2 separate regions of the Mus musculus genome follow, and region 1 is linked to region 2. Evidence: chromatin contacts called from ENCODE Hi-C or POLR2A ChIA-PET data. All regions are on one chromosome and are shown on one strand. The core of a region is the stretch at or near the end of the contact, and the rest is flanking DNA. Distances in the headings are between cores, read along the strand shown. Region 1 holds the start of Slc25a13 (solute carrier family 25 (mitochondrial carrier, adenine nucleotide translocator), member 13). Region 2 overlaps Slc25a13 (solute carrier family 25 (mitochondrial carrier, adenine nucleotide translocator), member 13).

What was found. Hi-C counts contacts between places; a loop is a spot of excess contacts on that map. ChIA-PET counts read pairs that join two places held with the same protein, here RNA polymerase II (POLR2A).
Region 1: a loop to region 2 is called in a map of heart, with 3 times the contacts of the local background. The contact joins the promoter of Slc25a13 here to the enhancer-like site in region 2. A Hi-C loop is called at or near these places in 2 of 37 maps with a recorded cell type or tissue (both heart). POLR2A ChIA-PET finds 5 or more read pairs at or near these places in 4 of 5 experiments (Patski and embryonic stem cell).

The regions. Positions count from the first base shown.
Region 1 is chr6:6,215,050-6,220,538 of GRCm38, forward strand. Slc25a13 (solute carrier family 25 (mitochondrial carrier, adenine nucleotide translocator), member 13) reads right to left here and starts at 2,124. Exons shown (of 18, transcript NM_001177572.1): 1 at 1,947-2,124. The coding sequence starts at 1,961.
Region 2 is chr6:6,181,877-6,187,282 of GRCm38, forward strand. All of the region lies in intron 2 of Slc25a13 (solute carrier family 25 (mitochondrial carrier, adenine nucleotide translocator), member 13), which reads right to left. Among named protein-coding and RNA genes, the nearest start is that of Slc25a13, 33 kb to the right of the region's middle. Within about 2 kb of position 2,020, at least 1 of the 3 ENCODE cell types and tissues checked has a DNase peak (open chromatin) inside an H3K27ac peak, as active enhancers do; it is heart, where a contact is called at or near this core.

The DNA.
Region 1 (5,489 bases), core at 874-3,373, 33 kb after region 2:
TCACCTGTGCCAAGCACACGTTTGGTTTCTATTAATCTAAGTTCATCTTACTTTCTCGTTATTTGTTTGTTGTTGCTGTTGTTGTTGAAGACAGGGTTTTTTAGTTTAACAGCTCGTGTCTATCCTGGAATTCACTTTATAGAGCAAGCTGGCCCCTGCCTCCAATGCACTGGGATTAAACCTGTGTGCCACAATGCCCAGCTTCTCCTTACCTTCTCTTTATCCTGACTTTCTCATCCACTTACAGTTGGTTTTGTTATATCCTATTGGAAGGTATTCTATATCTATATATGTCAGCCATCCGAACTGAAGAGAGGTGACTGTCAGTGAATAAATAACAAAGAAGGCAGGTTTCAAAGGGTAAAGGTGACAGGAATGTTTCAGTTTCCTTGGCCTCCTGATTTGGATAAAAACCAACTCTCCCTGATAGGATGTGTCTCAATTACAAAAAATGCAACTAAAAAGTTGAGCCTGCTTCTTCACTTGTTACTTCGTATCTGCCCAGTCTTCTATTCTGTTTCTAGGCATATGTCTCAATTTAGTGCCCATCAATACTGCATCTCCAATTAAAGTAACGTAAATCAAGTGACAAAACTCCCACACAGGTATATAAATGATGAGTGGGTATTTACTCCAGAGAACTGATTTATACCAATCGTTATATCATGCAAAGTTAATGCAAAGAAAGGGGCTATTGGCTTGAAAGAACTAAAGTAGCTTCAGAAATAAATCAAAGTGCCCATCCACAGACTCATGCGCAAATACACCCAGTGCACACTCCTGAGGGTTACAGAGGAAGGAAGGCCACTTAAGGCACTGAGTCTAGGAACAAGAAAACTGAGGATTTGGGGAGCCTGGAGAGACTAGTCATAGAACACTATTTAAATATATTTGTCTGCTTACAATTTCCATTGCAAATGTGATTAGTTTGCCTGAATAAATCAGAATATGATGTGGTGGCCATGTTTTCCTCTTCAGGGTTATCACAGAGTTTTGATTAAGGACAAATGTTTGAAATGTTGGGTATATTTAAGTTCACTGCACTTAAAATGATCTAAGAAGTTGTATAGGCTTGATTAAAGGGCTGCCTTCGTGAACTTAAAATTAAAAGCAATAAATTCCAATGACTCGAGTGATTGGGACTGAATATGGTATTCTGCCAGAAAAGTTGAAATGCAGTCCAGAGAGGCTGAAATGGTGTGCAGGTTTGAAGAACCGGTGAAAGAGGAAAGGTCAACCTGTCAGAGCTGCCTTCTCCCTGGGTTCGTGAACGATTCACATTACACAGAATTCCTTTTAAGTAGAACTTCACAGGAGTGACATGCTCCCAGCACAATCTGTTTTGTCATTTTCAAAAAGAAGCCTCTCTGAGGCTCAGAGGCTGCCTTGTAAGTGTTGTCAGATGGAGAGAGAAAGGGGAAGGATGGAAGATGGGAGGTGGGGGTGGGGGTGGGGAAGGGTCCAGGGCTAGCTGCGCACAGACGCAGGCCAAGTCTCCCAGTTTCCAAAACGGAAGTCAAGGTGACTTCCCTACCAGCGGGAGGGCGGAACCCTTGAAATGTAATAGGATAGGCTTCAGGCCCAGTTGGGGCCCCTGGAAGGAGAAACTCAGGTCAACAACAGTCGGGTCAGAAGCAGGAGAACCCCAAAGTAGCAGAAGGGTTTGTGTGTCCCTGGGCTCTTCCCTGCCCCAGGCTACCTGGCCCCATTCGCGCGCTCCTCCTTGCTGGCCAGGGCTCGGTCCCGCGGGACACCGCTCCTGGCCAGACCAAGTGGGAGTGTCCGGCTGGCAAAGTTTCTGTAGCACGATCGGGCCGCGGTACCCACGCGGCCACAAGTGCAGTCCCCTGTGCCCCTTCCTCCCTCAGCTGCAAGGTGGAACCTCGCATCTACTACCCCGGCTGGACCCCTCTGGGCTCCAGATCGCCCCGGCCCGCCGTTCTTACCTTGGCGGCCGCCATGCTTCGGCCGGGGTACAGGCGGCTTTGAGACCTGCTCTCTGGTTGGATTGCACCGGGGACCCCGGCGACTCACTTCCCGTCCCGAGCAGAGGTGGGGGCGGTGATTCTGCCCGGCAGCGTGCGCGCCTGGCCTGCTTCCCCACGCCCTCCTGGCGCGGGTCATGCGGGTGCCGTCAGCCCATTGGCTGGGCCCGGCCAGGGCCTCCCGGGCGCGCGTGATCTAAAGGCCTCTGCCCTGTAGCCAGGGAGGGCCTCAGTATGGGAGCTACTGAGGGGCCAGGACACGTGACTCAGACTGTGCTGTCCAGCTTTAGTAGCCATTGTCGTGTATACCCCGGGGGCAAGGGAGAAATGCAAGCCACTGTCTCAAAAGACCGGGGACTTGGTGAGCTGAAGCTGCAGCTTGGGCTGAGGCCAAGGGCTGGCTAGGTCAGTGTCCATGAGAGAGCCAAGTAAGAGTGGTTACCACACAACACCTGGACGTTGACATACATACTCTCATAGATGCACACATTGGGTCAGGTTCTTGCCAGATTCACCTTGGTTTTTGCTTCAAGATGGACCCCACTTTAATGCCATCATGAAATCCCTGAAGTATTGACTAATAGAAGAAAAGATAACAAGCAGGTGACTAGCCTCCTTTGTGGCTCTAACTTGATAAACTCTTGAATATGGTATAGAACACACATTTGTAACAACTCTATTTTGCAACAACTATATGAGGACAAAAGAGGTCAAGGCCTCAAAGAGGTGACAAACTTAAAAAAAAAACAAAAAAACAAAAACAAAAAAAAACCCTACGAGCTATTGTTTGCTCTCAGGACACCATAAGAACAATGAAAACAGGAAAGGCTCTCAGAGATTACTCCTGAGGTAAGACTGTCAGTCCAATGCGTAGATAGCAAGAGATGCTCCAACCATGACGAATGAGAGGAGACAGGAGACCCAGAATTGCTGAGGAACCCAAGGGTTTAGTCAGAGAAGGCAACCTAAATTTAGGGACTGCTGGAGGAAGAGTATGGGCAACAGGAAAGACCTGAAGGTGCCTTCTAAGGCTGGAATCAGTATACTGTAAGTACTAATGTCGTTAGGGTTCCACTCAGTTGCCATAATGTATCCCAGATTCACAAGTTAGAAACTAAATCAGGAGTATGAAACACTCAAGTCCTATGGGCTCTGCCCTAAGGTCTGCATCAATGGCTTCATAAAAAGGGGCTTGTAACCCTTCCATTCTCAGCTCCAGAAAGGTGAGAGCTGGTGAACCAAGAGTTCCAGGCCACCCTTATCTATATAAGGAGACGTGTCAAAAAAGAAAGAGAAGAAACAAGCTCATAGAAGTAAGTCTACTCTCATTGTCCTCTGCCGTGCGAAGCTAGAGCTTTCCTCTCTCTGGAAGATACAGTACTCAGAGAAACATCTCGGAAACAGAGACAAGACCTTGACTTGTTGAAATTGTGATCCTAGAGTCCATAGCCAGGGTGACAACTACGAGGAATACGTTTTTAGCCTTACTCTCAGGCACTGTGTGGTAGCAACATGAACCAGGCTAACACTGGTATGATAACACTGGGCATGAGTCAGGACTAAACTATCAGAATATTCCAACAAGATGGGTTGGAGTGAGACAGGACTCTGTCTAGTGTATGAAAAGCCCAAGAAAGAAGCATTTGCCTTCCCGAGGGCTCGCGGTGCTCCTGTCTCAGGAGACAGTGAGCATCCCGTTTTTCTCTAACTCTGCTTCTGGAGTGTGAGTTCACTGCTGTCTGTAATCTCCCTGTCTCCCATTTAGAAAGTCATGGTGGCACCATCTGTAAGGCTATTCTAGAATTTGGATGGTTGGGAAAGCTCAAGGCTGCCTGGGATACATGATAAGATCTTGCCCACAAGAAACAAACATGAAAAAGCACTTTCAATGGCATTTAACAGTGAGAGACCACTCAGAGAATCCAAGCTCGCGCCCCCACCTCCAATCCTCAATCCCACTTCTGAGCTTTCTGTCATAAAAAGGAATATGATCAATAGGACCTACGAAGTAGACATCTTTTAACCCACTAAACACATCATACTGTAAAAATAGATTGTAAACTTGAGTTTAAGTTATTTCATTCTCAGTTAATTCTCACAATGACATAAGTGACATGTCGCATTGATGCCTTCTCTATCCCAGAACAGTCTTCCCACCACCATCATTTGAAAGTAGCTGGCAAGGTTGAACGGTGACCACAAGATTCCTGACCCCAGTGTCTCAGACTGGACCATTATTTGGAAACTGGAGGTACAATCAATTAAGATGAGGTCACACTCAAGTAAGGAGGACCTTAATCTGACATGACTGGAGTTCTCATTAGGAGGCGCAGATCAGGTATGATGAGTCATGCTTTTAATCCCAGCACTCTGCAGAAGCAGGCTTAATCTATACCTCGAATCTCAGCCAGCCAGGCCCAGACGATGCAAACAACAGCGAAGAAGACACAGAAACACTCTGTATATATTTCATATGATAAAAGTAGATATTAGATTGATGGAGCTACAAGCCAAGGAGCGTGAAGAATCTGCACCCACCACCTTGAAGGCTCCGGTGCCTAGCAAGGAATAGGAAAGGACACAGCCCCACTGACTCTTTTGTTTAAGACTTTGCATCCCCCCAGGAATGTGAAAGATCAAACTTCTGTTGTTTGAAGCCACACATCTTGTGGTATTTCATTCTGACGGCCCTCGGGAACGAATCCAGGTCTCCTAACCACCTGTGCTTTATAGCACATTTTGCCAACCTTGCTGGCTAGGCAAGCAGCCAACCCAAACATTGGGGAAAGCTCACTGACTCAAAAGCACGTAGTGTGAGCATGAGTTCAAGTTCAGAAGAGAGTGTGACGTGGCCAGGTCTGAGATTTCACTGTTCCCAGCACACCTAGGCCTTGGGGATGCCCTTTGACCCATGACCTTTAATGATCCGATTTGTTCTGCTCAGTTAATAACAAACAAGCAAGCAAAGGTCTCCCCTAGTACTGCTAGCATGCCAGATTGGATTGCTGGCCAGTCAGAACGCAGGCCATGCACACTAGCTCCAGGAGGTGTTAGCTGGGTGACTACAAACTGCAAGGTGGATTGTACTTATGACAGAATAAAGCAAGCATCATAATAACGAGAAGTTTCCAGATGTTTATATCTGGGACTGGGGCCACGTCAGGACACAGCAGAGGGTTGCACGTGCCTTCCCGAAGAGTGCCCTAATGATAGGTCAAAAATAACCTGTTCTTAATAGACACAGATGAGAAAACTGCCAACATTTTTAGAGTTAAGAAAGGAGGGGAACGAGGAAGTGAGTCAGGAAGGAAGGAAGGAAGCATGAGACACCTTAGGAAAGTGTGACTAAAAACAAGTCCCCAAAATGTTGGGGTATTATACTCTGTGAGCAAAGCTGTCTTGATTTCTTTGTTTTCTCTAAGAAGGGTTTCTCTACGTATTCCTGGCTGGCCTGGAACTCTAAGAGGAAATTTGCCTGCCTTTACTGGGACCAATGGTGTGTGC
Region 2 (5,406 bases), core at 770-3,269:
CGGGCATCCTCTGTGATGTTGGAAGCAGGTTTAGATTGCTGCACTAGGCAATGCCCTAGTCTCAGCATCACACAGGGGCTCGCAAGCACGGGACTCCCTTCATGGTGTTCTAGGACTCGGTTCACTTTAGGCCAAAAGGAGCAGGCTGTGTCTTGTTTCTGGGCACACCCAGCTTGTGGGAAATGCTGAAAATAAACACGAGGATGCAGCATCCTCGATGAGGAGAACCAGACCTCCTGATTTTCAAGATGAAAGAGAGGAGCATAAGGTACCTGAGGGCAGGGGTTACTAAGTGACCAGAATCACACTGGCAGCAGCAGGGTGATGAGGGGCACGGTGTAATGAAGAGCAGTACCAGGTTGTGTAGGCTGCGGGGTCTGGCTCTACCCGATTCCACCTGAACATACTGGGAGTTAAATAAAGCTTTCTGGGCTCTGATGATTCATGTGCAGAATGGGTGTAATAATATTACCAGCCCCATATGGCTGATGCATGGAGCGGATGAGATAACAACACACACTATGAACGATGCCCAGAACACAGTAAGCACACTTCTGGTTTTGCTTTTTTATTACATATATGTATGTATGCATCTATGTGCATATGTATCCACATATGTATGCACATAGATGCATGCCACAGCACTCATATGGAGGTTGGAGGAGAACTCGTGGAAGTCCGTTGTCTCCTTTCCACCATGTAGAGTTGGGGGGTGGAACTCAGACTGTGCCTTTGTATCAAACACCTTTACCTGCTGATCCATTCTGCTGGCCCACTTTTTTGCTTATCTAATTCATTTCTTTAACCCACCGTTTCACTGAGTGAGATCTGCTGCTGGTATCAAACCAGGTCAAGGATGCAATGAGGGTTTTCTTCCATCGCTAGCGACCTGGTCCGAGGCACTGCCTAAGGGAAGTCATGGCAAAATGCTAGGATACTATCTTCGAAGTATATTTCTCAGATAACAGTACAAAACAGAGACAGCCCAGCGATGCCACCATCCTTCACTGGCATTTACTTTAATTTGCAGGGAATGGACAGAAGAAAGAATTCATTGTTATTTTTTTCCCTAAATGAGGACAAACAAGCTTGAAATGGAAGTGGCCTGTCATCGAGAATGATAGCAATCCTATGGTTGGTTATACGAGGTTTCCCTATGATAGTGATTAATTTACCTTAGAATACAACTTAACTTTTCCCCTGCTGGTACACATTTAGATTCTTTCCAGTCTGGGTTATTTTGTACAAAAACCTAAGATAGCCATTCTTATATATAACATTTGTCCCAATTCCTATTTTCAAAGAACAGACTCCCTGAAAGAAGAAATTGTTGAGTTAAAGGACAGGAACCTTCAGGCGCTCGTCGCTTATTATCACGCTGTTCTCCGGAAACGATTGTACCAATCGCTCTGCCACCCACAGCGCCAGAACGTGCTCTCGTCCCTTCTGAGGTCATATTTGTTTCAAATACTTTTCCAGTTTGACATTTTTATGTAATTCAGTCTAGAGGGCTTTTTTTTTTCCTTTGCCAATCCTTCCATTGCTTTCCTGACCTTGGAAACGCAGTCCCTTCTCATGTCAAGAAGAAATCCCAACACAGTTTCTCTCCTGACCTTTGACCAGATCCGTATTTAGCATTAGGCTCCCGGATATCAGAGCTCTGTTTCTGTATGTTTTGTGACATGAGAATATTCCGACTTTTCCCAATCTATATTGGCTATTCCAGGCCCACAAACCATGTCTTCCCCGACCCTGCCCTGCTCTTTAAGATGCAGGCTTTTCACTGATAAATTAACAGATGACCACCAGGGAGCACAGTGAGAAGCTGACTCCACCTGCAGCTTCAGTTCTCAGAGGCTGGAAAGGCTTCCTGGGGCCGGAGTGTACTCTGGGGCCGCCAGGCACAGCACCAAGAATGTGTCATGGATCGGCAGTTCTGAGCGATGGGAGACAGTCCAAGACCACCCTATCTTGTTGACCTGTCTGTCCTTGCAAGATAACAATGACTCTTGCTTGCGGCAACTGCAGGGAGGGCCCTGTCAGGACAGGACTTTTTTTGGCTGTGTTCTTTCCCACTGTTGTTTCCGCAGATTCCCAGACTGCTGAATGGGGCTCGAGAAACCCTTTCCCGATGAGAGAAGGGTTCAGAACGCTGCATCACTTTTCTCCTGGAGCTTTTCTTAGCCTGATGGTTATCCTTTGCATTTTCTCCAAATGATCCTGGGAATCATTGTCAAGTTGTGAACCGGAAACTCAATCGTCCCCGGAAATGCAAGCTCAAGCCGCTCACTCTCAAGATAATGAGGGATAATGAAAGTTGGCAAAAACACAGAACATTCCCACATGCTGGAGGTGTAAGAAGAAACTGATGGAGCTGGTGAGGTGGCTCAGCGGCCAGGAGCACTGGCTGCTCTTCCGCAGGACCCGGGTTCAATTCCCAGAACCTACATGCCAGCTCACAACTCTCTGTAACTCAAGTTTAGAGAATCACAGACATGCATGCAAGCAAAAATACCAATGCACACAAAAATGGATATTTTTTAAAAATATTTTAAAAATATAATATTTTTTAAAAATATTATACTTGTGTGTGTATGTATATGTATATGTATATACATGCATGTATATGTGTATACATATGTGTGTATTTATATATGTGAATAAACTGACAAACCATTTTAGAAAACTGCTAAGCAATATCTACTGTAACTGTGCTAACATGACTATAGACAGCAATTTCAATCATAAGGAAATCTATAACAAAATGTACATGGACTATAATACCAAAAAGTTTGAGTATTCACAGCAACTTATCTTAGGATGACAAAAATGCTTTAAAAACAAAAACAAGGGGGCTGGTGAGATGGCTCAGTGGGTAAGAGCACCCGACTGCTCTTCCGAAGGTCAGGAGTTCAAATCCCAGCAACCACATGGTGGCTCACAACCATCCGATCACGAGATCTGACTCCCTCTTCTGGAGTGTCTGAAGACAGCTACAGTGTACTTACATATAATAAATAAATAAATAAATCTTAAAAAAACAAAAACAAAAACAAAAAAGCAACAGTCCAGAGATCACTCAATGACTGGATACTTAATTGACTGTCATATAGTCACACAATAAAATACAATGCAGCAATAAACTAACTCACTCCACCACCCACCACACATAAAATCAGGGTTGGAGGTAGAGGTCAGTGGAAGAGTGAAAGCCTGTGTTGACACAGGCCTAGAGCTCAGCAAGAAGTAACAGAGTAGACACAGACCACATTACTATACTTATCCTGCAATGAAATAAAGGCCTGAACTAAGGTGTCATGAGAGAATCCAGCCAGTTAGCTTTGGGGGCGTGGTGACTGACTAGCACAGGGAGCAAGGAACTTCTGGGTGCTAGTGCCATGGGCTGAACGCTCACTCTGTAAATAACCACGGCGATGTGTGCTGAGGATACATGAACCAGACTCAGACCAACTGTCACACTATCACTGAGGAATTTGTATTGCCCTCACTTGTTTAGAGGTGATAAAAGAGGTCTCCTCTTAAATGACATGTTAATTTGGATGCAGAATACAGTTGTGCTCAGTTTAGAACAAAGCAGTCCACCAAAGCAGGAATGACCCACTCTGGGGTTCAAGTAAATACATCAAAGGTTGTCTCTTGGACTCATGGACAGAGGCCAACTACGATAAAAGCATAAACTAGGGATGTTGACAAGGCAGCTTGGTTGTCCTTGAAGCAAGGAACAAGGGTCACTGCTGGGGAAGACACACTTCCAGCTGCCACAGCTCTAGAATACCTTTCAATACCTCTGACGATATTCTTCGGAAGGCTTTTCTAATTCTTTAAACACTCATCAACTGTGGTAACACTGAATGAGGATAGTAGCAGACAGACTCAGAAAAGGAACCTGTCCCTGCAGTGCCGATTCCACCAGGACTGGAGTCCTATCTAGCTTGCTCTCCACTAGTAATTTTAACAAAGCCTGTGAGTGGTGACCTGGGTCAGAGCCCTTATCATCTGGCCACTTGTGTTTACCAGGTGTCATTCACTGAACCCTGGGGCTGAAAGACAAATTCTCCTGGACACCCTTTCAGTCAGAGACTCCCTGGACACACCGTACACCAGGTCCTGTCACCGGCCAGCCTTTACCTTGATTCCCTGTTCCAAGGACAGAATAACACAAAACAGGGAATAAAAAAAATTAATAATTTAAAACTTACATTAACTGAAGATGCGTATTACAGCATGTAGGTGAATTACAGTAAATACTCAACAAAGAGATAAGGAAAGTACATGTGAAAATGTACAACCCAGTGTGGCAAATACTCAGTTAGATTAAGGGCTAATCATGTACACATTTGCTTTATAATCTTATTTCTGTTTGAAATTGTCACAATAAAAAATGAAAAATCTAAGAATCCTGAAGCTTTAATTTAAACAAATTTCTATTATTAAAAATTTTAAATTTAAATAATTTTTCAACTAACCAGAAAAAAGGGGTGTTGTTTTATAAAAATAAGTCTCAATTGCTCGCATAAATGTGAGAAATACACTTCCACATTCCAACCAAAATACACAGACAAGAGCGACCCAAGCTTCAGAGCCCGCCATGAGCTACATCTAAAAATTTCTCTTAAAAATATAGTGCAAAAGCCAGGAGTGAAGACATCGTTAATCCCAGCACTTGGGAGGCAGAGGCAGCTGATCTCTCTGAGGCAGGCGCTCTACAGAGTGAGCTCTAGGACAGCCAGAGCTATAGGGTTTTGAAACCCTGTCTGGAAAAACCAAAACCAAAACCAAAACCAAAACCAAAACCAAAACCAAACAAAACAAGAACTACAAAAAGAACACTAGTGCAAGCTAAAGGAAACCTGCAGATAGGAGGCCATGCAACAGGAGCGAGGGCTAGCACTCCTTTGGTAAGGTGCTTGCCAGGAATGTTTTGGGCAGACTTCAATACCAGGCACCATAAAAATGAGGAGTGGGGAAGACCTACTCATTACAATGTTGCATGATAGTTAATCAGAAATGGCAACTAAATAGACAGTAATGAAGAATGACTAGATAAAGCAGCATACAACGACGAAAATTAAGAATGTCGTAGTTTTAAAACTTATAGAAAAATAGTTATAACTTAACCCGTGTTATGTTAGACGGAGGGACCTTAACAAGGCAGTATTTGTATAGTTTTCCTCCTGTTAAGAAAAACAACTGAAAGAGAGAGCAAGAGATGAAGAGGGAAAAGAAAGAAGGGCAGAGGAGAAAGAGAGACATCCGTGTCTGTGCGGAAATCCAAGACAGTTGTCTTTATGCATCTGCCTTCTGAATCTTCAACAATGAAAAAAATTGATCGTAAGAAAAAAGTCCCTCAAACGGGAACTAAATGGAGTTTTCCTACAAACGTTT